Linked DNA regions of Homo sapiens: region 2 is linked to region 1. A link is an interaction called in ENCODE POLR2A ChIA-PET data of the cell type or tissue named here. Cell type or tissue: IMR-90. All regions are shown on one strand. Each heading gives the region's core, and the rest is flanking DNA. Links, peaks and the distances in the headings are about the cores only.

Region 1 (8,091 bases), core at 2,077-6,076:
ATAAAGTTTCCACTGAAAAGTCTGCTACCAGATGTATTGGAGCTTTCTTGTATGTTACTTTTCTTGTATGCTTCTTTTCTCTTGCTGCTTTTAGGATCCTTTCTTTATCCTTGACCTTTGAAGTCTGATTATTACATGCCTTGAGGTAGTCTTCTCTGAGTTAAATCTGCTTGGTGTTCTATAACCTTCTTATACTTTATTAATATCTTTATTTATATATATACTTTATTAATATCTACTTATACTTTATTAATATATTTCCCCAAATACGGAAATTTTTCTGTTATTTCTCCCTTGAATAAACATTCCAGTACAATCTCTCTATCTCCTCTTTGAGACCAATGACTCTTAGATTTGCCCTTTTGAGGCTATTTTCTATATCTTATAGGCAAGTTTTATTCTTTTTTGTTTTTTTCTTTTTTAGATGGAGTCTCGCTCTGTCGCCCAGGCTGGAGTGCAGTGGCGCGATCTCAGCTCACTGCAAGCTCCGCCTCCCAGGTTCACGCCATTCTCCTGCCTCAGCCTCCCAAGTAGCTGGGACTACAGGCGCCCGCCACCACGCCCGGCTAATTTTTTGTATTTTTAGTAGAGGCGGGGTTTCACTGTGTTAGCCAGGATGGTCTCGATCTCCTGACCTCATGATCCACCCGCCTCTGCTTCCCAAAGTGCTGGAATTACAGGCGTGAGCCACCGCGCCCGGCCTCTTTTTTGTTTTTTTTCTTGTTTCCTCTGTGTATTTTCAAATTGCCTGCCTTCAAGCTAACTAATTCTTTATTCTGCTTGATCAAGTCTGCTGTTAAGAGACTCTGATGTATTCTTCAGTATGTCAATTGCATTTTTCAGATTCAAAATTTCTGCTTCTTTTTAATCATTTCAATCTCTTTGTTAAAATTTATCTGATAGGATTCTGAATTCCTTCCCTGTGTTATCTTGAATTCCATTAAGGTTTCTCAAAACAGTTATTTTGTCTTTTCTGTCTGAAAGGTCACATATCTCCATCTCTCCAGGGTCGGTCACTAGTGCCTTATTAAGTTCATTTGATGTGGTCATTTTTCTGGATGTTTCAGATGCTTGTGGAGTTTGTCAGTGACTAGGCATTGAAGAGTTAGGTATTTATTGTAGTCTTCATGGCCTGGATTTGTTTGTACCTGTCCTTCTTGGGAAGGCTTTCCAAGTATTCCAAGGCACTTGGGTATTGTGATCTAAGTCTTTGGTAACTGCAGCTATATCTGCATTGGGGGCACCCCAAGCCCAGTAACGTTGTGACTCTTGCAGACTCATACAGATACTGCCTTGGTGGTCTTGGTAAGATTTAGGAGATCCCCTAGATTACCAGGCAGATACACTTGTTCTATTTCTTTACTTTTCCCCAAACAAATGGAGTTTGTCTCACTCAGCTGAGTTGCCTGTAGCTGAGTGAAAGGTGACACAAGCACCCCAGTGGCCACCACCACAGAGACTGAACTGGGTTGGTCCCAAAGCCAGCACAGCACTGGGTGTCACCCAAGGCCTATGGTGACAACTGCCTGGCTATTGCTTATGTTTACTGAAGGCTGAAGGGCTCTACAATCAGCAGATGGTGAATCCAGCCTTGCTTGTATCTTTCCTTTCAGGGCTACAAGATCCCCCTAGCCCTCAGTGGGTCAAGATGCTGTTCAGGAACCAGGACCTAAAGTCAGGAACCTTAGAAATCTACTTGGTACTCTATTCTACCATGGTTGAGCTGGCACCCAAGCTGCAAGACAAAGTCCTTCCCCTTCTTCCTTCCCCTTTTCTTAAGCAGAAGAGTCTCTCCCCATGGCCACCACTGTCTCAGGCTCATGGAAAGTACTGCCTGGCTACTTCCAGTGTTCTCTCAAGGTCCAAGGGCTCCTCAGTCAGCTTGTGGTGAATGCTGCCAGGCCTGAGTCTCTCTTCTGGGCAGTGGGCTCCCCTGTGGCCCAGGGCAGGTCCAAGAATGTTGTTCAGGAGCCAATGCCTGGAGTCAGGGACCCCAGGAGCCTGCTTGGCGCTCTATCCCCACTGTGGCTGAGCTGGTACTCAAGCTACAAGACAAAGCTCCCTTTACTCATCACATTTTTTCCCTCAAACAGAATGAGTCTCTCTCTGTAGCCACCACAGGGGAATGTGTTGGGTTACACCTGAAGCCAACATATTTCTGAGTCTCACCCAAGGCCCACAGCAAATACCGTCTGGCTACCACTGCTGTTTATTCAGGGACCTAGGGCTCTTTAGTCTCAGGTGATGAATCCTGCCAAGATGAGATTTTTCCCTTCAAGGTATCAATTCTCTTCTGGCCCAGAGCATGTCTAGAAGTGTCATCTGGGAGCTAGGGCCTAGAATGGGGACCTCAGGTCCCTGCCTGTGTCTTATTTCACTGTGGCTGAGCTGGTAAGATGAAGTCTTCTTTACTCTCCCCTCTTCTCTCCTCAAACAATCTCTCTACTGTACTGCCTGGGGTTGAGGGAGGGATGAAGCAAGTACTCCCTTGGCTGCTCCAGCTGGTGTCTCACCAGGTCATGTGTACCCAAAGTCCACTGGCTCTAAGCCCAGGACAGTACCAGGACTTGTCCAGGAATTGCAGTCCCTGTGGTCTAGATGACCTTTCAAGTTTATTTAGGACTCTACATCACTTTAGCCCATGGTGACGGGCTTCCAGAACTCAGACTCTGACCATTGAGATGGGAGATTCACCTCTGGCTATGGCTGGTCTTAACACTCTCTTCATGGGCAGCAGCTGAATTCTGTCAAATGTTGCTTTCCATTGTGAAAGGACAGTCCTGAGTTCCAATGCAAAGTCCTACAATCACTGTGCTCTCCTCCCAAGCACATAGACTCTTTCTCCATGCCATAAGGCTTCTGCCAGGGTATTTGGGAAGGGTTGTGTAGGCAATTCAAGAGTTTCAAGAGTGTCTTTCCTACCCTCTTCAATACCTCTTTCCTTTTTTTTTCTTTTTTTTTGGGGAGATGGAGTCTCGCTCTGTTACCCATGCTGAAGTCCAGCGGAACGATCTTGGCTTACTGAAACCTCTGTCTCCCAGGTTCAAGCAATTCTCCTGCCTCAGCCTCTCAAGTAGCTGGGATTACAGGTACCCACCACCACAGCCCCCAGCTAATTTTTGTATTTTTAGTAGAGATGGGGTTTTACCCTGTTGGCTAGGCTGGTCTCGAACTCTTGACCTCCAGTGATCTGCCCGCCTCAGCCTCCCAAAGTGCTGGGATTATAGGCATGAGCCACCACGACCAGCCCCTCTTCCGTTAATATGATGTTAAAACACAGTGAGGTACTGTGTTCACTCACCTGGTTTTTTTGTTTTTCTTATGAACATGTTTCTTTTGTGTGGATAGCTGCTCAATTTGGTGTTCCTGGTGGGGGATGGTGGGGGCAATCACTGGAGGCTTCTCTTTGGTCATCTTGCTCTATCTCCTCCCCCTAAATAAAAAAGTTTTTAAAGGATCTAGTTGAAAAAGTCAACAACATGTGTGAGAAGATGAGGAAACATCAACAGAGATGAAATGGTAAAAATAAAAAGGGGGGTCATATGGAAATTCTGGAAGTAAAGAAGCACAATATCATAAATGAAGAATTACTTAGAGTTAGTTATCAAAGCTGAGGTGGAAATCTCAGTCAATTGAATGTAGGTTTAAAATTATCAAAATTGAAACACAGAAAGAAAAAAGCAAATAAAAAATGTTCATGTAAAAACTGTTGAGCAATATCAAATGACTCAACACAAACTGGAGTCAAAGAGAGAGAAGAGAGATAACAGAACAGATAAAAAATTTGAAAAGATAATGACCCCAAATTTTTCCAAAGATATAAAAGATATCAAACCATAGATCTGAAAGCTCAGAGAATCCCAGAGAACACACACACACACACACACACACACACACACACACACCTCATCTAACTGCTGAAAATTAGATAAAGGGAAAATCTTGAAAACAATCAGGAATAAAGAACAAATATAAGAATTACAGCAGTCTGAAACTCTGTAAGTCACAAGACAATAGAGTGATATCTTGAAAGTACCAAAGAATAAAACCTATCATAGAATTCTATACTCAGTGAAAATACTATTCAAAAATGAAAGATAAAGACTTTATCAGAAAACAAAGATGAAAAAATTAATTGCCAGCAGATCTCCAGTACAAGAAATGTTAGGGGAAATTCCTCCAGCAGGAGGAAAATGTCATCAGACAAAAATTTGAATCTCCATAAATTCTTCAAGATATAATCTTGCCACACAAGTAAGCACTAAATTACATCATAATTCATTAGCAATAGAAAGTAGCTATTCATGACTGCTGTATGTAGTCATCAGAGAGAATAATATCTTAACAAAGCAGGAAATAAGCTCCTGTAGAGGGAAACTGCCAACCCTCTACTGGTGAGTGCCTTATTTATAGTGACGATGTTTTGAATAAGGAAACCCAACTACCTTCCCTATTTCCACTTCCATCCACCTCCAGGAATGCACACAGCTGACTGGACCAGGACCATGCATCTTACTTGAGTACAATAGTCTAATGGCTGGACAGAAACCTCAGCATTCTACACAATCATGTATGTGGGTGATTGTCTGGGCTACCAGATTTGTTATCTCAAGAATATGACCTAGAAAACTGGGAACACAGTTGAGTCTACAGGGAGCCAAAGCAGAAAGATTTGCAGGGAGAAGGAGGTAATCACATGCCATAAGCCAATAGAACACCTGATTACGCAGAATCCATGCATGGGGGGTTGGGGGTTGGAATGTTTCATAGTACTGAGGGTGAAATTTGTGGCAGGATCAACAAAACAGCAATAGAAAAAAGCTGAATTACCACAACAGTAAGTGATCCGTTAATTTGAGATTCTGGGTCAACAAGCTGACCCTGAACTCCATGGAAATGTTTAATTCCCAGATCACAATTTTACTCACCATGAGGCCAATTACATGAGGATTCTCACTGTTTCAGTGAAATAGTTACAGCCTACTTTAGGTCCTTGTACTTTTTTCTATTTTGTCAACTACTGGACTTTTTTTCACCATTGTGCATCCTAGTTTTGAAGTCAAAATCCCAATTTATTTGAAACACAATGTGGTTTAGCATATTAGTTTCCTAGGGCTACTGTAACAAATCACCATAAACTTGATGTCTTAAAACAACAGAAATTTATTGTCTCACAGTTCTGGAGGACAAAAGTCCAAAGTCAAGGTGTCAGCAGAGTTGATTCCTTCTGAACACTCTGAGGGAGAATCCATTCCAGGCCTCTCTCATACCTTTTAGTGCCTGCTAGCAACTTTTGACATTCCTTGGCTTGTAGAAATAGCACTTCAATCTCTGCCTCCATCTTCTCATTGCCTTCTCTTCTCTGTCTCTTTTCTCTTCTAAGGACATCTGTCATTGAATTTAGGGCCCAGCCTAACCCAGAATGATCCTGTCTCAAGATCCTTAGCTTAATGATATCTGCAAAAACACATTTTTTCAAATAATGTCACATTCACAGGCTCTGGGTATACACATCTTTTTTTGGAGGGCAGCGCGAGACACATTTGATCCACTACACTTAGCATATCAGCACTTAACTAGGAATCAGAAAATTTGGGTTATAGTCCTTGCTTCACAATTGACTTGCTGTGTGTGGCTTTAAGCAAGTTGGTTAATCTCCCTGAGTTTCAATTCCCTTACCAAAAAATGGGAATAATGTTTGTCCCACATGCTTCAATGTGAAGTAATCTGTACATAGTATACTTTAAATAAACAGCAAATGAATACATTAATATGTGAGTAAATAAAGGAATGGATTCATCTGGAGGTGCTCGGTAGGCCATAATTAAATCAGATCTAGAACTCAGCAGACATATTTGGGCTGAATATTTACAATTCCTCAGCATACAGGTGGCACTCAATTCCATAGGAATAAATGAGATCAACTAGATAGAAAAACAATAAAAAGCTGAAGTAGAAGACATAATGCTAGGAAACTTACATTTAAGAATTGAATAAGAAGAAAAGATATTACAAGAGAAGGAAACAAAGAAGTAAAGGACCTAAGTAGTAAAGAATTAACCAACACATTCGGGAATGAAGAGTACATTGTGACTGGGAGCTCCCAACAGAGCAGCATGCGAAGGCTCGCATTGCGAATTTTAGCTCCAGAGCGACTGCAAGAACAAACCAACAATCCCAAGAGGACCCACAGACCCTCTGAAGGAAGTAGACTGCTCCTGCAGGACCACAGAGACACCACAAATACTGTGAGTGCCCCAACTGCAGAAGTGGGAAAGGTAGACCCTCCTCTCTCAAACACACACCCCCACTGCAGAAGCTGAAGGTCTGTTTGTGGAAGAGGTTTCCGAGGTTACTTGAAGCTGAGTCAATTTGGAGAGCCGAGTGAAATACAGGGGTAGAGAAAGCAGCAGAAAGGCCCTGGGAGCTCGCTGGGCCCTCAAGCAGCCCATTCCTGCCTGACACCAAAGAGATCCATCAGGAGGGTGAACAGAGGAGCAGGGGGTAAAAGTCCACAGGGAGAAGGAATTCTCTAGTTAAACTTTGTGACAATTTGAATGGAGTGAAAAGCCTCCTGGCCAGAACTCAAGAGGAGGGCACGAAACAGGCATGTAGACTTCACAGGTCAGGGAAGGACTAAAGCCCTTTTCTCTTGCAGCTGGTAGGTGGAAAGCCTCAGGCAACTTTTCAAGCCCCTCTCGCCCTCCTCCTGGAAACAGACTTGGGGCCGTTGGTGGGGTATGGTGGGAGTGAGACCAGCCCTTCAGGTGGCCTGGGAGCTGGGTAAGGCCTGTGACTGCTGGCTTTCCCCGACTTCCCTGACAACCTGCATGACTCAGCAGAGGCAGCCATAATCCTCTTAGGTACACAGCTTCAGTGACCTGGGAATCTCACCCCCATCCTCAACAGCAGCCACAGCAAGACCCGCCCAAGGAGAGTCTGAGCTCAGACAGGCCTAGCCCCACCCCCATCTGATGGTCCTTCCCTATCCACTCTGGTAGTGGAAGAAAAACGGCCTATAATCTTGGGAGTTCTAGGGCCCTGCCCACCACCAGTCCGTCTCCACACTACTACAGCTGATGCTTCCTGGAAAGTGCCACCTCCTGGCAAAACGCCAACCAGCACAAAAATAGAGTACTAAACCACCAAAGCTAAGGACACTCATGGAGTCCATTGCAGCCTCCACCACCTCCACTAGAACAGGTGCTGGTATTCACGGCTGAGAGACCCATAGACGGTTCACATCACAGGACTCTGTGTGGACAACCACCAGTACCAGCCCGGAGTCAGGTAGACTCACTGGGTGGTGAGACCCAGAAGACAGAAAACAATCACTGCAGTTCAGCTCACAGGAGCCACATCCATAGGAAAAGGGGAGAGTACTATATCAAGGGAACACCCTGTGGGACAAAAAATTCTGAACAACACCCTTCAGCCCTAGACCTTCCCTCTGACAGAGCCTACCCAAATGAGAAGGAATCAGAAAACCAACCCTGGTAATATGACAAACCAAGGCTCGTCAACATCCCCAAAAGATCACACTAGTTCACCAGCAATGAATCCAAACCAAGAAGAAATCCCTGATTTGCCTGAAAAATAATTCAGGAGGTTAGTTATTAAGCTAATCTGGGAGGGACCAGAGAAAGACAAAGCCCAATGCATGGAAATTCAAAAAATGATACAAGAAGTGAAGGGAGAATTATTTATAGAAATAGATAGCTTAAAGAAAAAACAATCAAATATTCAGGAAAGTTTGGACATACTTTTAGAAATGTGAAATGCTCTGGAAAGTCTCAGCAATAGAAGTGAACAAGAAAGAAAAAGAAATTCAGAGCTCAAAGACATGGTCTTCGAATTAACCCAATACAACAAAGAAAAAGAAAAAGATTAAGACAATATAAACAAAGCCTCCAAGAGTCTGGGATTATGTTAAATGACCAAACCTAAAACTCATCAGTGTACCTGAGGAAGAAGAGAATTCTAAAAGCCTGGAAAATATATTTGGGGGAATAATTGAGGAAAACTTCCCCAGCCTTGTTAGAGACCTAGACATGTAAATATGAGAAGCACAAAGAACACCTGGGAAATTCA
Region 2 (4,106 bases), core at 1-4,000, 1.7 Mb before region 1:
TCATATAATTTCTATACAAAGAATCACTTTTGTATATTTAAAAATTTTTTGGCTTAATCTAATTCCATTTATTTTGAAATTTATTTAATTTACAGCAAAGTAGACATAAAAATTATAGCTGCTAATAAGCATTTTAATAAAAGTAATGGATATAGTTACAGTGGTTCCCTCTTATCTATGGTTTTGCTTTCTGGGGGTTCAGTTATCCAAGGTCAGCTGCTACCCAAAAATAGGTGAGTATAGTACAATAAAATATTTTGAGAGAGAGAGAGACAGTGCACAAGAAAGTACAGTCATATAACTTTTATTACAGTATACTGTTATAATTGTTCTATTTTCTTATTAGTTATTGATGTTAATCTATTACCATGCCTAATTTATAAATTAAACTTTAGGTATGTATGTGTAGGAAAAAACATGGTATATAGAGGGTTCAGTACTATCTGTGGTTTCAGGCATCTGCTGGGGGTCTCAGAATGTATCCCTCACGGATAAGGGGAGACTTCTGTAATATATTTCATGTTGAGCACATTGTATTTGACAAGTCCCATAACCAATTGTTATGCATAAGATAGCATACATTTTTAAAAGACAGCTGGAACACTAGAGATGATGCTAATTACAAAGAACACATATAAAACTGACTTCCTTTGCTGATGCACAATTTTGCACACGCACCTATACAGTCATTGTTGTGAGAAAGGATGAAACCATGATTGCAGCGGCAGTTGAAGGAACCAATTGTGTTCCGGCAAGTTCCATTCCCACAGGCATCTCTTTCACATTCATTTATGTCTAGTAGGAAGAAAGGCCATAAAGAAACATAATTATAAGTAGAAAAAGTGGTTACACGGTTACAGTGGCTAAAGAGCATTTTAGGGTTCACCAGGCCTCATCCATAGGCTGAGAACTTCTTGATGTTGGTATCAGCTCCAGCAGCAGTCATCCCTGCAAGATACCAGGCAGCGGCAAAGCTCTAAATCTTGGGAATAAATGGTTTCCTTGGCTGGCCAGTGAAAGGAGGCAAGCTAAGGACATGAGACCTGAACAAGAATTATTTTATTCTATTTACTTCTAGAATTCTCCACCCTTGCCACTTTTCTCAAATATTTTCACTTGAAAATGGAAAAAACTCTGTGTGCATCTGGGTCTTGAGGTGTTGCCACCTTTGGCAAACTTCAACCTTCAAGATTCTCACTCCAGTTTACCAAAAAGCAGTGACTCACCTGGCATTACCCCACAATCAGCAACAAAATAACTCAGCTTTCTAGCTCACCTGTCATTTCAGACAACTTTTCCTTTTTCCCTACACCCATAAAAACATAGAACAACTTCCACCAATGATGACTTCTCTCACTTTTCTAAACTACCCCAAAGAGATGGCACTTAATTTGTTCTTTTCATACATGCTTGCATTCTTATTCGCCTTTTGATTGGTCCGTACTTTTCTCTGATGATTTTGTAAAGCTACTCTGACATCTTATATGTCTTTGCATCTCATCACAGCAGCTAGCATATTTCTTATAAAGAGTAGATGCACATTATATTAAGGAGGAAGTAATAAAAAATTTAATGAAAGAAAGTTGTTACTGCTGGTTTGAAAGAATGAGGCACCATGAAGAGGGACAAGGATGAAATGAGAGAGAGAGAGAGTGGAAGGTAACAACGGAGAATAGCAAAATGTAATGATTAGAGCTAGGATTCCCTTTCTTTTCACATTTTGGACATGAAGATAAATGATCTGTGATTCCTGAATCAGGAAGCTATTGCTAACCCAAAGGGACTCTAATGTGTGTCTGTGGTTGAAGACTACACCCAGATGAGTCATTGCTAGTAATCAAGAATTTTTGCCTTGATTCATTTTTAGCCAAACTGGTGAAGTTCTTTGGTTGGGAAGGTTCTATGTTAGGGGGCTCCAGAAAATTCAGATGAGAGATGTAGAAAGAAAGTTGGGCAGGATCATCATAGCTTTTACACAGGTTAGCTGCCCAGTGATGAGTAGGGCTGTCAGTGCTCTTGTCATTACTCTGGAGAAGATACAACTTTATGAGAAATGTTCCCAAATGGATGAACCCAGTCATAGCCAAAGTCAAGGACTTAAACATTACTATATTAATTGTTCTTTCAGCTGTGAATCTGATTTATGTTCTTAATGTCCCAAAAAGACTTAATGGTATTGCTTTAAAGTAGAAAAATAAAGGAAGGAAAAGAAGAAAATGATTCATTACACACTGAAGTTTATTCTAAATCAGCATCCTGATAATAGAGAAATCAGGAAAGAGATTTAAAATCCTGAGCTCTTTTTCCTCTAGAAAAATGATTAACTTTTCTTTGCCTTTGTAGGATTTATAAATTTGCCTTTGAGAATCTGGTACACACTATAAACCCTTCCAAAAAAATGGTCATCTCACACTCAAAAACTCAAAAGAAAATCCACATCAATATTACATATGAATAATAGCCTATTAACATTAATATTTTTGTATTAATATCTTTTTCAATTTACCCCTTAGTCAATTTTTTCTAAACTGACAGCCAAATGAATAACAAAGGAAGAGGTTTATCATGTTCAGATTGCCAAAGATTAAATAGGATATCACTGCTGCATATCTGTCTGTGTTTTTATTTTGTATATAGCAAAAATACTACTAAAAGACTTAGTATTAAATTTTATCCATATTTAGAATCAAATGAAGCTTTCAACAGCATATGAAAAAAATAATAATAATTGCATACTTACCCAAGCACATGGTTTGGTCATCATTTGTTTTAAAACCAGTGTGGCAAAGGCAATAAAAGCTTCCAACTGTGTCAATGCACTGCCCATGACTGCATATATTGGGGATTTCTTGACATTCATTACGATCTGTAAATAAGAAGCATCTTAAGTGAGAACTTAGAAGACAAAATATAATTGAATAACTTACTTCTAGCTATCATTCTCAGGAGTAATCCTAGCTCTAAACTAAGTTAGTGAAACAGATATATTTATTTTTGCATCAAAATGGATTAAAACTTACTCTCATTTACCAGGCATAGTCAGAGTATGTTAACAATACTTGACACAATAAAAAATAAGGGTAAGTAATCAAAAAATATTCTGAAAGATGAGAAAACTTAGAAGTAAAATGGGGGGATTCAAGCCGGGAGGATTTTCTGTTTGATTATCGGCCTACGCAGCACCACAGACTGTGGAATTAATTGAAGTATTTTGTCTAGTTAAGATTTGGTGCCTTAAGTCATGGATAGTTCATGGCTTCCTTTGTAAATTTATATCAAAGTCAAATCCTATGACTAAGATTAAGTTTTTCTTGATGGACAACCTACATGGCTGCTTGTTCAAGTTGCATCTCTTTGTTTTGTCTTATGCCTGTAACTTTTTGTTCCATCTTCACCAAGTATTCACGTCTACACAGGGCTCCTTTTAGCATGTGACAACCTGAACACTGTCTCTTTCTTTTTACTCTCATCCATTCAAAAGGAAGCCCTCTCATCTTGCTTCTGCCAGTCTTTAAGTTCTAAATTATATTTATCATCAACTGAATCTTTGTTGCTTTCCTGAAATCTGATTATCTGAGGGGCAGAATTTAATGCATGAATTCACATATGACATAATTATATGCCAACTTACGTCTCTAATTTTTTAAAGCTCTATGTTTAGAGTAAATGTACTTTGAAGAGCACTGTGCCATTCTGATTTTCCTACTGTCACAGAAGAAAGCAAATGGAGTGTCATCTTTGCTGCAGATGCTGTAGGGCAGATGGCATTTCGCTCTTAGTTAAATAATCCAGACTTGCCGTTTGCCTGCAATGTCTACTCAGAACACAGTAATCATGAATGGACACTTTTTGCTGCACACAGCAACCCTCCCTGTGCCAGAATCATGGACATCTCCTCCATTTCATGTGTCCGGGATGCCACTGTTATGGTTATCTCCTATTTAGTAGATGAATCATCATACCATTTAGAAGTTCCAAGTGAAGTGGAGTATATCATTATGAGGGGAAATTGAAATAGAGCAGCTTAGGAACTACTACTAGCCTATGCAGAAATGCTATTTAACAAATTATGATTATTCCCTTTTGAGAAAATGAATTTAAAGTGA

Evidence for each region. ChIA-PET counts read pairs that join two places held together with the same protein. Peaks named below come from ENCODE experiments on the same cell type or tissue, not always from the same donor. Only the 100,000 strongest peaks of a DNase experiment are listed, where the experiment ranks them.
Region 2: POLR2A ChIA-PET joins it to region 1 with 5 read pairs; 1 of 35 experiments calls an interaction of 5 or more read pairs at or near these places.

The regions. Positions count from the first base shown.
Region 1 is chr15:50,162,104-50,170,194 of GRCh38, forward strand. It overlaps a transcript of ATP8B4 not described here. Among named protein-coding and RNA genes, the nearest start is that of SLC27A2, 16 kb to the right of the region's middle. In IMR-90, for the core only: no CTCF peak of the experiment used is centred there; a DNase peak (open chromatin) is centred at 4,288; H3K27ac peaks cover 675 bases.
Region 2 is chr15:48,446,028-48,450,133 of GRCh38, forward strand. It overlaps FBN1 (fibrillin 1), which reads right to left. Exons shown (of 66, transcript NM_000138.5): 46 at 2,741-2,866; 47 at 679-795. Among named protein-coding and RNA genes, the nearest start is that of DUT-AS1, 120 kb to the left of the region's middle. In IMR-90, for the core only: no CTCF peak of the experiment used is centred there; DNase peaks (open chromatin) are centred at 1,804 and 3,914; H3K27ac peaks cover 219 bases.